2 separate regions of the Homo sapiens genome follow, and region 2 is linked to region 1. The links are chromatin contacts, found by Hi-C or POLR2A ChIA-PET in ENCODE. All regions are on one chromosome and are shown on one strand. The core of a region is the stretch at or near the end of the contact, and the rest is flanking DNA. Distances in the headings are between cores, read along the strand shown.

The links. A loop is a pair of places that touch in the nucleus more often than their neighbours do. ChIA-PET counts read pairs that join two places held with the same protein, here RNA polymerase II (POLR2A). Pooled maps may share reads with other maps.
Region 2: a pooled map shows a loop between it and region 1 (19-fold over the local background). The contact joins the promoter of UBB here to the promoter of ZSWIM7 in region 1. A Hi-C loop is called at or near these places in 1 of 168 maps with a recorded cell type or tissue (HepG2), 1 of 37 single-sample maps with no recorded cell type and 9 of 50 pooled maps. POLR2A ChIA-PET finds 5 or more read pairs at or near these places in 3 of 52 experiments (CD4-positive, alpha-beta T cell, T-cell and activated CD4-positive, alpha-beta T cell).

What each region holds. Positions count from the first base shown.
Region 1 is chr17:15,996,937-16,001,489 of GRCh38, reverse strand. It overlaps ZSWIM7 (zinc finger SWIM-type containing 7), which reads left to right and starts at 1,786. Exons shown (of 5, transcript NM_001042697.2): 1 at 1,786-1,971. The coding sequence starts at 1,896. TTC19 (tetratricopeptide repeat domain 19) reads right to left here and starts at 1,666. Exons shown (of 10, transcript NM_017775.4): 1 at 1,458-1,666; 2 at 1,245-1,372. The coding sequence starts at 1,641. RefSeq lists silencers at 1,313-1,702, 2,053-2,212 and an enhancer at 1,823-1,912.
Region 2 is chr17:16,378,637-16,383,189 of GRCh38, reverse strand. UBB (ubiquitin B) reads right to left here and starts at 2,099. Exons shown (of 2, transcript NM_018955.4): 1 at 2,006-2,099; 2 at 450-1,288. The coding sequence starts at 1,282. The coding sequence ends at 593. It overlaps LOC124903937 (a long non-coding RNA gene), which reads left to right and starts at 3,844. Exons shown (of 2, transcript XR_007065643.1): 1 at 3,844-4,384. RefSeq lists an enhancer at 2,120-2,399.

The sequences.
Region 1 (4,553 bases), core at 537-3,036:
CAAGGAAGTGACAGCTAAACTGAGGTAGTAAGGATGAGAATGAGTCAACCAAATAAGGACCTGGGGAGAACAATGACTCAAACAGAGGGTAGAGAATGAGTGAAGTCCCTACAAGCTGAAGAGAATGGTTTTGAGGAAGAAATGCAAAGAAATAGATGTGAAGGGAGGATGGTGAGCCAGAGGATTACTGCCAAATGGGTGGGCAAGGTATATGCTGGTTTAGATCATGTGGGGTGTTGCAAGCCAAGGCAAGGAGTTTGTATTTTATCATAAATGCAGTGGGTAGCCATTCAGAGCTTTCTGACAAGGAGATGACATAATCCAATTTACTCTTTTTTTTTTTGGTCGCTTTGGTTTCTGCATGGAGAATAGATTGCAAGAGGCCAGGAGGCCAGGAAAGACTACTGGAGCATAGTTGGTGGCAATGATGGTTTGCACTAGGGTGACAGCAAGGGAGATAGACAAAAGGGGAAAGATTTGAGAAATATTTTGCATTTGTTGGCAACAGGACTTGTTGCTGGACTGTAAGTGTATTGGAAGGCAATGGTAAGGTACCACAAGTTTTAAGAATGACTATGAGGTTTTTAGGCTGAAAAACTGATGGTAGTAAAGAGATGGCGAAAGCGTATGTTGAGGAGGCATTAAAGATCGTTTAGTTTTGGGCATGTTAAATCTGAGAGGTAGGTATGGTCCTAAAGTGCAAATGGCATGTCAGTAGCACACTACAGAATGGAAATACAAATTTGGACGTTGTTGGCATCGAGTAGGTATTTAGCTCAATGGAAGAGATGAGATAACTTGGGAAAAGAGGAGGAAAAAAAAATAGAAAAGGATGTGGAGAAAAGGAAGAATTCAGGAGGAGAACCGAACCGCATAACCAACACTAAGTTGCCATTTTCAGGCCGCTATATACGTGCGAAATTATGTCATTTCAGATAGGCTGGTTAATTGATAAAACCACTACAAAACGTTCCCGATATTTCGTTTGCATAAAGCGTGATGCCTAGGGCGCCATCTCCATTTGCACTTGACACTGCAGAGGTTTTACTGCAGGCCTTAGAGTCGGAAAAGCCTGGATGGATTCCAATCCCCTCTCGGATGACCCACCTCATTCTCGGCAATTTTACCCGCGGAGCCTCCATCCACTCTTCGGCGAGGCGGAGAGAGTAATGCGCAGCAACGCCAAGACCCCGCTCACAAAGGCTACCGCGCTCGGCCGGGCGCAGGGCCCGGAGCCGCCTCACCTTGGCTCGCTTCAGCAGCTGGATGATCTCTGCCTCGGCCTCGTCCGCCCCGTCCTCGGCAGCGGCCCCGTCGGCTCCCTGCTGCTCCTCCTCCTCTGCCGCAGCGGGCCTCGAGAACCAGGCGAGCGCTGCGGGAAGGGGCTCTGAGGTCATCGGGCCCGGCCCGCGCCCCTGTCCCCGCCCGGCCGGCCCCGCCCGGCCCGCGCCCCTCACCTGCCAGCAGCGGCAGCAGGCCTGGGCCCCGGCCGTGCGGCGCGACTCGGGATGGCGGCACCTGCACCTCGGGCCCCGGACCTCCTGCCAGCCCCGGGAGCAGGCGCGCGGAGCAGCCCCGGCACCGCCGCCCCGCGGCCCGCAGGAAGCCTCGGCCCAGGCTCCAGCTCAGGAGCCGGAACATGCTCCCGCCGCGTCCTCTGCGCACTGCAGGCCAGACGCGCTCCTGGCCCCCGACCACGCGCCGAGCGCCCTCCGGATTGGCCGGGCCCTGACGACTGAGCAGGACATCCCTGCGTCCGCACGCGCGATGACGCGCCCCGACGTCACTCCGTCTCGCCCTGCCCCGGCGGGGGGTCAGGATCCTCCACAGGTAGGCGCAGTCAGCTGGAGCGTCGCGGCGGTCCGCCGGTCGTGGAGGGCGTGTCCTGCGGCGCGATGGCCGTAGTGTTGCCGGCGGTTGTGGAGGAGCTCCTGAGCGAGATGGCGGCGGCGGTGCAGGAGAGCGCGCGAAGTACGGGACCGAGGTCGTGTGTGGCTGCGCCATGGGCGCGGGCGGGGCATCCGGGCACCGCCGGGCCGGGAGGCAGGAGGCGGGGTGTCCGGGCCTGGCCCTGCCTTTTTTCCATGTGGTTCTCTAAACCTCTTGTTCGTAAAAAGACAAAAAAACAAAACAACAAAAAAGCGAAATTGGAACAAGTAAAAGTCAAATCGATTCAGCAAATATTTACGGTACAGCGCAGTTGCAGGAGCCCCTCCGTCGGAGCGAGTAGGCCAGTGGGGACCGAAGTGCTGAGAGCTGGCCGGGTCGCTGGGAGGGGTCCCCGCCCGGGGGTGGAAGGGACGGGAGCCTACAGTGAGTGATAGAAACGTGGAGTTCTTGATTATTTTACACGAAATTTTGAATTATTAAACTTCTTTTTCTCAAATTCTGATGTTAACATTAAAGTTAATGCTTCCATACACTTTAAAAAGTAGGCCCAGCGCAGTGGCTCACTCCCGTAATCCCAGCACTTTGGGAGGCCGAGGCAGTTGGATTACCTAAGGTCAGGAGTTCGAGACCAGCCTGGCCAACATGGTGAAACTTCGTCTCTACTAAAAATACAAAAAATTAGCTGGGCGTGGTGGCGGGCGCCTGTAATTCCAGCTACTCAGGAGGCTGAGGCAGGAGAATCGCTTGAACCCGGGAGGCGGAGGTTGCCGTGAGCCGAGATCGCGCCATTGCACTCCAGCCTGGGCAACAAGAGCGAAATTCCATCTCAAAAAAAAAAAAAAAAGCATTTTAAGAGCCACAAAACCTAAATGCATATGCAATCGTTGGAGTAAATCTGGGTATTGTGAAAGCACCATTTTTTTTCTGACCAGCAGAGGGTACTCTTTGGCTATGCTCACCAAAATCACTTGAGAAGGGTTGATCTCAAGATGTGTTCAGAGTATGCTAGGATAAGATCAAATCAAATTTGATATACTCAAAATGCATTGACTAATGAACTACTCTTAGGATGTAAAAATGGCCACCTTATAAATAACAGCCATATCAGGCCCCCAAACTGCCATCGCTTATTCAACTTGGATGGCTTTTGTTTTAAAAGTACTGTACTGCATTTTGAAAGGGTTTATCTTGAGTTACTGTTTTTAAGGAACTGAGAAAAATAAGCCAACTTTGTTTCCTCATCTCAGTCAAAATTAAGGAGACTTAAGTATATGTGCTTGAAAGATTAGTGCAGCCAAGTATTCAAACATACTTGTTTCCAAAAAGGATGGGAAAAAAGCCAACTGATGTTAGCTTATACAATTGTTCTGGGCTCTCAGATTTGATGGCCTGAGGGTTTGGAATGCTGTCACTTTAAACAATAATCGCCAGAACTGTTCTGTGTCTGAATAGGTTAATCCATACACTGACAGTAGTTTGGGTTGGTTTGTTTTTTTTTTTTAGACAGAGTCTTGCTCTGTCTCCCAGGCTGGAGTGCAATGGGCGATCTCAGCTCAGTGCAACCTCCGCTTCCCAAGTTCAAGTGATTCTCCTGCCTCAGCCTCCCAAGTAGCTGTGACTACAGGCGCATGCCACCACACCCGGCTAATTTGTGTATTTTTAGAAGAGACGGGGTTTCACCATATTGGCCAGGCTGGTCTCAAACTCCTGACCTTGTGATACGGACACCTCAGCCTCCCAAAATGCTGGGATTACAGGCGTGAGCCACCGTGCCCAGCCAGTTTTGGGTTTTTTCCCTCCAACAAGAAGGTTCACAAGACACATTGACAGTCCTGAAGGGGGCATAATCATTGCCCCTGACACCCATGGTTCAGACACAGGAACCAATGCTGTTGATTCATGTTTATTTTCAGAAGCCCTGTTTTCTGTCTTTTTCAAAATCTTTTTTCTATTAATATATAGTTATGCACCCTTCCTAACCCCCATTCTTCAGTGGTAATTTTTTTAGATCAAGATTCCAAGTTTTATTTGTATGATGATATATAAACTAGTCACAGTGGAACCATGTAGGAAGCTATGATTACTTTTTGTTTTCTTTGTAACTTTTGGATTTCCCTGGAGTTACAACTATCTTGGTTTTGTTTATGTGCTTATTTAGTTTTTTACATATTTATTCCTACTTTAACCTCACATCCTTTACTAGTGTTCTCAATCTCCCCTCAAGATGTTCAGATGAACGAAGTATGTTATCAGTTTCACCTTCCTGAAGACATCTCTAGAGCCTTCGGACTTGCTTAATATGGACTGGCTGATCTCTCGGCTGTTTGCTGAGATCTCTCTTAACCATTATTATCTGGGAATTCTCTGTATCTTTGTTGGGTCCTATGTTTAGTATATCCTACAGTTTTCTTTTTCTCAGTTTACTACCTCTTTTTTTTTTTTTTGAGACAGTCTGTCACCCAGGCTGATGTGCAATAGCATGATCAAAGCTCACTGTAGCTTTGACCTCCTAGGCTCAGATGATCCTCCCACCTCAGCCTCCCAAGTGAGTATCTGGGACTGCAGGCACACAATACCACAGCTGGCTAGTTTTTTGTATTTTTTGTAGAGACAAGGTCTCACTATGTTGCCTAGGCTGGACTCGAAGTCTGGAGCTCAAGAGG
Region 2 (4,553 bases), core at 850-3,349, 380 kb before region 1:
GGCTGGGGTGCAGTGGCACGATCTCGGCTCACTGCAACCTCTGCCTCCCAGGTTCAAGTGATTCTCCTGCCTCAGCCTCCCGAATAGCTGGGACTACAGGCAGGCGACACGACGCCCAGCTAATTTTTTTCTTTTAGTAGAGACAAGGTTTCACCATGTTGGCCAGGGTGGTCTCCATATCTTGACCTCGTGATCCGCCTGCCTCGGCCTCCCAACAGACTTTAAATTCGAGCTTCAGAAAGTTTGCCATTTACCCAGGATCCTAACTTGTAATGACTTAAACAGCAAAGAAGGCTCTTGCCCCTCAGCCCACCCAAGTGTATACCAAAGTCAAGTGACTTAACTTTGAGCACATTACCAATCTCAAAATTAAATCCCTAAACATTTTCACCAGTTTTAAGCGTACCCACACATCACTAGAGAATTTCATGACAAAACACCAAGTATGCTACCATGCAACGAAACCTTTATTAACATTTTGAACAGGTTCAGCTATTACTGAAACTTGTAATTTCTAAACTTAAGTTGGGGCAAATGGCTATAGTGCAGAGTAATGCCATCACTGGGCACTGCGAATGCCATGACTGAAGAATTAACAGCCACCCCTCAGGCGCAGGACCAGGTGCAGGGTCGACTCTTTCTGGATGTTGTAGTCAGAAAGAGTGCGGCCATCTTCCAGCTGCTTGCCTGCAAAGATGAGCCTCTGCTGGTCGGGGGGGATGCCTTCTTTATCTTGGATCTTGGCCTTCACATTTTCGATGGTGTCACTGGGCTCCACCTCCAGAGTGATGGTCTTGCCGGTCAGGGTCTTCACGAAGATCTGCATACCACCTCTCAGACGCAGGACCAGGTGCAGGGTCGACTCCTTCTGGATGTTGTAGTCAGAAAGAGTGCGGCCATCTTCCAGCTGCTTGCCTGCAAAGATGAGCCTCTGCTGGTCGGGAGGGATGCCTTCTTTATCCTGGATCTTGGCCTTCACATTTTCGATGGTGTCACTGGGCTCCACTTCCAGGGTGATGGTCTTGCCGGTCAGGGTCTTCACGAAGATCTGCATACCACCTCTCAGACGCAGGACCAGGTGCAGGGTCGACTCCTTCTGGATGTTGTAGTCAGAAAGAGTACGGCCATCTTCCAGCTGCTTGCCTGCAAAGATGAGCCTCTGCTGGTCGGGGGGAATGCCTTCCTTATCCTGGATCTTGGCCTTCACATTTTCGATGGTGTCACTGGGCTCCACCTCAAGGGTGATGGTCTTGCCGGTAAGGGTTTTCACGAAGATCTGCATTTTGACCTAGTTTAAAAGTAAAACATAAGCGTGTCACCTCAGGATCATTGTATTTCTTGCTTTTACACCTAATATTCTTCAAAATTAGCAACTATTCCTTCAAAATGCCTTAAATACGTTAATATTCCGCAAGCCTCCCCTCAATTTTACAAGGCTAAGTCACTTAATACGAAATTCGTCATTCAAGGTTTCAACGTCAACAGCGGAAAATCCAGAGCGCTCTCTTACCAAGCGTCCACAGCTTTCCCCACTAACTGTTCCGGATATTCAAACTCCCCCGACCGAACTCCAATCTGCCTCAAACCTAAGCACGGTGTTAGGCAAACTGAAAACAAAACCAAACCCACAAGACTCGCGAAATAAAAATCCCATTGAAACACAAGAAGGGGCACCTTTCTCACACTGGGATTCCAAAGTAAAGGCTTCCAGAAACCACACAAACTACCTCTTTTCCGCCTTCCCCGCGAAGTAAACTCGACAGAATCGCCGATCGGTTAGGCGTCCGTTAGTTTCCGTCAACGCGCGCGCGCGCCAACCGCCCTCGCCCCCCTCAGGTCAACAAGGCCCACTGTCCCGGAAAGGCCCAGCGCCGCGTCACCTCGCCCTCCCCTCCCCCACGCCCTCCCCTCAGCGGCCCACCCAACCCCAAGAAGCCTCCACCTTGACCTCACCCATTCCCCCCTCTCACACCCCCCCAAGGTCGTTACGGCTGCGGGCCAGTACCTGTTAGCGGATACCAGGATCCTGCCAATCACCAACCACGTCCACCCACAGGGACACAAACAAGCTCACCCAACAAAGCCAACCGCCCCTAAATGCTCCGGGCTGGCGGAGCGCAAATTTATGCAACGAGTGTTGCGTCACTTATCACCCCTCACGTAGACGCCGTCTCCGTGCGCCGCTGAAAGTAGTTCGCCGCGCCCAACCTCCCGAGAGGCAGTTTAGGCTTTTCAACTGAGCCCCAAATTCCTCATAGCCGTAAGAAAGGCTCCTAAAAAATTATTTCCCTTCTCCTCTATGCGCTTCTCTTCCTTCTTTAGGAAAATATAAGAAAATTATCAGGCGGATGAATTTGAGTTGAAGAAACCTTCCTCGAAAGCTCTGGAAACTTCCTTGCAGCGCCGGCACTGATTGGTTAGGCCTGCGAAGGCGAGGTCGGCGCTGATTGGTGGGGGACGCGGTGGCTCTGTTGTTGCTGGGCTCCACCTGGGGTGGCTTAGCGCCGAGGTTGCTAAGTAACTGAGCGCGCGTGCGCCGCACAGGCGCGCCGTCCTGAAAGAGGGTATTTCCGGCGGGAGAAGGAGGGGGGGTCTTTCCTTTTTTTTCTTGAGACGGAGTTTCGCTCTTGTTTCCCAGGCTGGAGTGCAATGGCGCGATCTCGGCTCATCGCAACCTCCGCCTCCCGGGTTCAAGCGATTCTCCTGCCTCAGCCTCCCAAGTAGCTGGGATTACAGGCATGCGCCACCACGTCCGGCTAATTTTTTGTATTTTTAGTAGAGACGGGGGTTTCACCATGTTTGTCAGGCTGGTCTCGAACTCCTGACCTCAGGTAATCCACCCGCCTCGGCCTGCCAAAGTGGGCCGCCGCGCCTCAGAAGCGGGACGGCGTGGCACCCGATATCGAGACACCTGATGGTGATTGTGAAGCACAATTCCCTCTCCCATGTTTTAAAAACGCGCGCCCCTGGCCGGGCGCGGAGGCTCACGCCTGTAATCCCAGCACTTTGGGAGGCCGAGGCGGGTGGATCATGAGGTCAGGGGTTCAAGACCAGCCTGGCCAAGGTGGTGAAACCCCGTCTCTACTAAAAATACAAAAAAATTAGCCGGGCGTGGTGGCGGGCGCCTGTAATCCCAGCTACTTGGGAGGCTGAGGCAGATAATTGCTTGAACCTAGGAGGCAGAGATTGCAGTGGGCCGAGAATGTGCCACTGCATTCCAGTCTGGCGACAGAGTGAGACTCTGTCTCAACAAACAGACAAACAAAAAACACGAGCCCCTCATACACTGGCCAGTTGTTTTTGCTTTTTTGTGACAAAGTCTGGCTGTGTCCCCAGGCTGGTGTGCAGTGGTGTGATCACCGTTCACTGCAGCCTTGACCTCCAGGGCTCAAGTTATCCTGCCACCTCAGCCTCCCAAGTGGCTGGGACCGTGGACCACGCCTGGCTTTTTAATTTTGTATTTATTTTTTGAGACGGAGTCTCACTCTGTCACCCAGGCTGAAGGCCAGTGGCGTGATGTGGCTCACTGCAACCTCCACCTCCCTGGTTCAAGCGATTCTCCTGCCTCAGCTTCCTGAGTAGCTGGGATTACAGGTGCGTGTCACCATGCCTGGCTAATTTTTGTATTTTTTAGTACAGATGGGGTTTCACCACGTTGGTCAGGCTGGTCTCGAACTCCTGACCTCAGGTGATCTGCCTGCCTCGGCCTCCCAAAGTGCTGGGATTACAGATGTGAGCCACTGTTCCTGGTCTAATTTTTTTTTGTTGTTAGATCAGAGTCTTGCTATGTTACCCAGGCTGTTACTGAACTCTTGGGCTCAGGAGATCCGCCTGCCTCGGGCTCCCAAAGTGCTAGGATTACAGGCATGAACCACCGTGCCTGGCGGACTAGCCGCTTTTTATTTTTCTTCGTGGTTATTGCAGGGTTGTGGAGCTTTAAATCATGCTTCTGTAGTCAGAGTGCTCTTAGTTGCATTGTCTTAATCCTCATCACGGCCCGAGAACAGTCTGTAAATCGGGAGTTCAGAGTGGGACCCTCTGCGGGGACCGGAAACCTGTTGCTGAAGCCGCTCACCACCAGGCCCAGAGAGGCGAGGCTGGAGCCCATGGTGACAGTGGCCGGGCTTCGCTCTGGCTCCAGCAATACCTGCAAATCCAGTTCTTCCCAGCTGTTTCTCCAAACTGGTAGGAAAAAAAAAAGTGCAGATTAGGGAGCCGAAACCCCACTTCAAAAACGGGAATTCACCTACAAGAAAGTAGCTGATCCTGCTCCCATTGACGTGCTTGTTGTGCAAGGGTGAGGTTAACCAGCTAGGACCAAGCAACGGGTTTCCCTACACCCTGGGTGTGGCCACTCGTCCTGCAAGGAGATAACCCAAGGAAGGTGAGTAAGGCAGATGTGTTTGGATCCTGGTGCCTGGCACAGTCACGGGGGTGGGGTGGAAGTAAACATGAAATTGGCTGTTTTTCACGTGATACCAACCTTCATAATGTAAGAAGTAGTCTAGAAATGTGTGTATTAATACAATTAAGTAAACATCTCTTAGAAAGGT